Regions from separate parts of the Mus musculus genome. Here region 1 is linked to region 2. Evidence: chromatin loops called from intact Hi-C (ENCODE). Cell type or tissue: heart. All regions are shown on one strand. Each heading gives the region's core, and the rest is flanking DNA. Links, peaks and the distances in the headings are about the cores only.

The links. Hi-C counts contacts between places; a loop is a spot of excess contacts. Peaks named below come from ENCODE experiments on the same cell type or tissue, not always from the same donor. Only the 100,000 strongest peaks of a DNase experiment are listed, where the experiment ranks them.
Region 1: it touches region 2 in a loop (1.8-fold over the local background); 2 of 42 quality-filtered maps call a loop at or near these places.

What each region holds. Positions count from the first base shown.
Region 1 is chr16:57,667,751-57,670,674 of GRCm38, reverse strand. The region is part of intron 2 of Col8a1 (collagen, type VIII, alpha 1); the gene reads left to right. Among named protein-coding and RNA genes, the nearest start is that of Gm51269, 58 kb to the right of the region's middle. In heart, for the core only: a CTCF peak has its summit at 1,184; no DNase peak of the experiment used is centred there.
Region 2 is chr16:57,927,903-57,930,826 of GRCm38, reverse strand. No RefSeq gene overlaps it. Among named protein-coding and RNA genes, the nearest start is that of Gm24039, 45 kb to the right of the region's middle. In heart, for the core only: a CTCF peak has its summit at 1,264 (motif pointing left); DNase peaks (open chromatin) are centred at 1,476 and 2,286.

The sequences.
Region 1 (2,924 bases), core at 210-2,709, 260 kb after region 2:
AGGTGTTCAAGGTTTAAGTCAATTGATAATAATTATAAAATGCTCAGTACTGTGTTAACACAGCTAACATTCAGTGAGTGTCAGTTACGCTTAATAGACATGATACTGCTGTCAATAACATATTGACTACATCTCTGCCTTTGCGCAGAATCCCTAGGGGCATTCATCTGTTTTCCAAAGCTCTGTAATTTTTTGCACATGTATATTGTTTTATTTGATTCCCCTTCACTCCACCACATATATAAATCTTCACTTCAGGGAATGATTTATAGCATTCCATAGAAATGTGTATTGAGCTAAACTCATTTAGAACTAAATACACGTGTGACTTATTTTTCAGTTAGGACACAGTGTGTAATTGATAGCCTCAGTCTGGAGGAGGAAGGTAGTAAAGTGTATTGTTAGAAAAGCTGGAATATTCAACTTAGCATCGGGTCTGACCCTCCTACATCTAACTCTGGGGGTTACCATCATTTTCAGCCCATCTTCTTACATTTCCAGTGAGTCATTTAACTTGGCAACAAAGGTAAAACTAAAGTGGGGTACAAATATTGTCTGATGACTCTTGCAGTGTCAACATTTATACTGTTTGAAACATTGTTATCTCTGTGGGTCTCAAACTTGAGAAGGCTCAGGAATTGCCTGAGAAGACTTTTAAAGCACAGACTCCGTGATCCTCAGTCCTAAGAGGGCTAAACTTTAATATGCTCTGATCATATCTGTATTTGTACCACAGTACTGAAAAATGAATAAAGGCTTAGTATTTATTATGAGTTACCGCTATGCTTTATATAGAATTTGCATTTTGAATAAGTAACCAGGTAAGATACTGAAGTTGCTAGCAGGGAGACACACTTTAGAAGCACTGATGATCTTCTTAGACTTTGAGACTGTGTTGTCACCTGGCCTAAGACACTCCTGTTAAGTATATTCCCTGTATGATGAATATGGTGGCAAAGTGAACCCAGGCTCAGAGCAGCTGACTTTAGAAGTATTAGTACCTATAAAGGTGCCTCAAAAACACCCACAACAGGTAAGCTCTGCTGACTACCGTTTTGTTTAAGGCTCATGGAGTTAAGAATGAACCTCCTGAACCTATAGCTACAGGGCACAGGAAACACTTGCCAAGGTCAGAGCCATTGAGGTCAACCAAGTGCAGCTAGTTTTATGACTCACAATTGCCATCTAGTGACGCCTTTGACTTACTACATTGGTAGCTGACTGGATAAAAGGATGCTATCATTTGAACGTTGATTCTTTTTTCCTTCTGTCTTTATTTCATCCATTATGTTCAACATGGGGAGTTCTAAAAACAAACTTTAATATGCTCTGATCATATCTGTATTTGTACCACAGTACTGAAAAATGAATACAGGCTTAGTATTTATTATGAGTTACTGCTATGCTTTATATAGACTCAATAGTCCACAGCAATTCAATGAAATAGTTATTTTCTCCATTGTAGAGAAAAGAGACAACGATTAATGTACGAAACACTTCAGAGATTTGCCCGAGGATTTTCTGTTTAGCAAAATGGAGGAGCTGAGACCGAATCAAAGCAGTTGTTGAGAAACATGCTAGGCGGCCTCTCACATCAGCAACACAGAGACCCAATCTAAGTGTCACTGCTAAATGAATGGGGAAAGAGAAGGTGGCATGGTCGCATAATGGAATACTTACTATTCAGAAAATCCTGTCATTGTGACAACTTGAATGGAGCCAGAGGATATCATGTTCAGTGAATTGATTCAGTTAATAAAACGTGTCTCTAGCTGCATATGTATCAGAAGATGGCCTAGTCGGCCATCAGTGGAAAGAGAGTCCCATTGGCCGTGCAAACTTTATATGCCAGGGCCAAGAAGTGGGAGTGAGTGGGTGGGGGAGTAGGTGGGGGACTTTTGGGATAGCATTGGAAATGTAAATGAAATAAATACCTAATTAAAAAAAATAAAACAACAAAAGAATCCCTCATAGTCTACCTCATCGAAGAAGCTAAAATTTGATCTCATAGAAATAGAGAGAACAGCGTTCCCTGGGGGCTAGTCCACTTAGGGAAAGTGCTAAGGAAGATGTTGGTCAAAGGTTCCAAGGTGACTATTGTAAGGAAATAATTCAAGAACTCTGTAGGAGAGCAGGGTGATATATACTCACAGTGCGTTTTTGAAAAAAAATAATAAGGTGAATGTTGGGTTCTCCTCACACACAAAAACTGTGTGAAGTTATGGATATATCAGGTAGCTAGATTCAGCTATTTTTGTGATTCAAAACATTATACTGTATATAATAATTATGTATAAATTTTGTGCATAATTTTAAATTAGGTCATTTATTAGCTTGAAAAAATAAATCATGGGTGCTGAAACAAACGATATCTATAAACCATTTCCCAAATGTAGTTGAGCAAAGGTGAGGTTTTCTGAATTTTCTCAACAAAATCAACTCATGTGTGAATAATTAAGGAAATATTCCCATTAACAAGAAGCCAAACAGATACAGCACAAAGGGCACTGCGATGCAATTAGACCTAGAATCAACTTCAGCTTTCTATACTTGAGTTATCCAATGAAGTTGGCCACAAAAGCAAATAGTAGTGCTGTAGACAGTGTCTTAGTTAGGGTTACTATTGCAGTGATGAAAGACCATATGTAAAAGCAATTTGAAGAGGAAAAGGTTTATTTGGCTTATGATTCTATTGTCTATCACTAAAAGAACAAGAGTTCAAGAAGGACAGGAACCTGGAGGCAGGAGCTACTTACTGGTTCGCTCCCCGTGGGATGCTCAGCTTGCTTTCTTGACGAAGCCATAATCACCAGCCCAGGAATATACCCACCCACAATGCTTTAGACCTTTTCCCCTCAATCACTAACTAAGAAAATGCCCTACAGGCTTGTTAACTTATACTCTGATCTTCCAGAAGCATTTCT
Region 2 (2,924 bases), core at 196-2,695:
CTGGAGGCTGCTAAGCACCTTCCTTCCATAAATTAAAGTCTCCATTTTCTTCTAACTATAGATTTTGTTTTGCCCAGTGATTTTTCTCACCTTCCAAGAGGAGACGTTCTAAAGAATTTTTCTTTAATCAGCACCAACCCCCGTTTTGGTGGCTTAACATCTTTTTAAATATCCTTTTATAGTTACAGAAATTCTCATAATGTACATAATCTCACCAATGAATCCTTTTCCCCCCAAGATGTAAGAACTCAGCTTTGCAGCCTTGCTGCCACTGAAGTCTAACATCCAGGATCTACCTGTCACGAGTATGGCAATTCATCTCCCACTGAGAACCCAACTCCCTTCCACACTGGGATTTGGCTTGGCTCAGACTTGCACAGGTTGTGTTCATGCTGCGGTAAATGCTCTCAGTTCATATACCCAGCTGCCCTGCCTTGTCCAGGTGTTTTCTTGCAGTCAGGCACCATTTCAGACTCTTTTATGCCTTTCCTCCTTTCCCGTAATGATCCTTGTGTCTTTGGAAGGGGTGTAGTGTATATGGTCCTTTGAGGATTTAGAATCCTGTAGTCTCATATTCTGTGCACCTTGCCCACTTGTGGGTCTCTGGGTTAATCACCATCTATTGCAAATAGAAGCTTCTCTCATGAAGGATGAAAGATGCATTAATCTATATGCATTACAAAAAGTCATTAGAAGTTGGTTTAATACTATGTCCATTTAACAGAGTAATGGTGGTATATCCTCCCTAGCGCCTAGGACCTGTCTACCAGAGGTTTTTAGCAGTCAGTGTTATTCCCTCACCCATGCTCACAAAGCATTTTTAAAACATATTATCTAGCTAGGTGCTGATCCACGTCAACACATACTTGGCTTTTTCAGATGCTAAACTTGGACATTAAAAACTGATATAAACCAAGCCATGACTCATGATCCAACCAGGATTCTCATGAGCACCCTCTCCAGGATTCAGACAAGCTGCTTGGATGATCAACTTTCAGTGTCTTAATTCCCAACGAAAAGACCTTTCTGGTCTTAACTAGAGAGCCTCAACTTCTCATCCTGGAAAGGGGTTTTCTTGTAAGGACTTAGCAATGACAGGCAAGTGGAAGGAACGAGCGACATTAAAACATAGATTAAAGAAATCATCACTTAGGTAATGAAGTAAGAGATTTCTCACTCCCTACTCTTCCTCGGTGGGAGGCAAGCAGGTGGAGCAGCCTTTGTAAATGAATCCCTAACAGCGCCACCTGTAGGCCGAACCCTCAGGAAGCACCCCCTCTAAAGCTCCTCTACCTTGGTGTTTCTCAGAGTCTCATGCACTTGCTGTTTTCAATGGGTTAATTACCAAGGAAGCATTTTTCCTCTGTGGTCTAGACATAGAAATATCCAGATATTGTTTCCCTTGAAAGGCAGCCATCCTGCCGAACGCACTTGATCACCAGTTCCCATGTTTTTCTAAGGCCAGATGGGGCTAAACACAATTTCTGAAGCAAGCGTCGTCTCCCGCCTCCTTTCTCACCGATTAGCAGCTTATTTGTTTTTGACCGAGGATGCTGCCAGGCAAACAGAGGGACTGCAAAGAAAATTCCTTGGTTTTTAAGGTGGGGAAACTAGAGAATGATGGATTCTTGATGTTGCCAAGAGGAAACAGGGCTTAGACCTGACAAATAAGCATGGCGTAAAGGTTGACTAGTCTTATATAACGTCAGTAGTAGGAGTACAGAGTTGAGATGCTAAAATAATATAAATTTCTTAACTGAAACCTGAAGGAGTGTGTGTGTGTGTGTGTGTGTGTGTGTGTGTGTGTGTGTGTGTAAAGTAAGAAAGAAAAAAACAAAACAAAACAAAACAGAAACCTCAACCTTTGGGGTGGGGAGAACCTTAACCTTGACATTACTATCTCTGTGACCTTGGACGTCATTCACCTTGTTGAGGCTCTGTGTGTCTTCACATGCACACTAAGGTGACTAAGGAGAGTTTGTAATTATGGTGGTCCCACCTTTGAAAATCTTTGAACTCTTTGTGACTCTCCTCAGGGGGACATTCTACCTGGATTTTGCATTGTTTCTTTCTGGCTGTCTCCTCCCCCGCAACTGTCTGAGGGCTTCCGTTTGGGAGTTTCATAAACAGTGGGAAAGGCAGGCCGATGAGTCTGCTCTGAGAACATGATAAATAACCCCACTCTCCCGAGGGAGCCTTCCCAAAAGAGGCCAGGAACACCATAGAGGCATTGGGAGCTTTAAGGGACACTGTATCCCAGGACAGACAGGCAAAGGAGCCAGGCTCATGCAGGCCACATGAGGCATTCTGAGGTTATTCTGAGAGGACTTGGACTTCCCCTCCCCATCCCAGACTCAGATTCCAGAGTCCCTGAGGTCCCCGGTACAGCCACAACAATCGCCACTGCCAGGAACAGTGGTAAGTAGCAGGAGCTGAACCCTGACTGGATCAAGAGGCACTCCAGCTTTTAATGACTGGGACAACTCAGTTGGCCACCAGTGCTGTTTTCTCCCAACTTTGCTAAAAGTGCCAAGCTTGTGATTGCTGATGCCCAGTGCTGATATTTCCACTCCGGGCCAAAGACTGTGAAAAAATATGTTTAAAAAATAGAAAAGAGTCAATATGATTAATGTTCTTGAAAACTGAAAAAAAAAATTAAGTCTCAAAACACCATTAAAGAGAATGAAGGGACAGACGGGTTTTGGTAGCTGTTGTGCCTAAAGGGACACCACTGCCCAAGCCTCCAGCTGACAGCAGACTAGACTCTGCTCGGTTACTAGGAAGCCACATGAGAATACAGAAAGCCAACTTGGCAAGGGACAGGAACATTGCCTCTTGCAGGCCAAACCCTTCACTGGAGGCACACACTACCCTCTGAAGGGCTGCTGAGACGGGGCCTCTCGCTGCTTTCTGAAGCCTGTGTT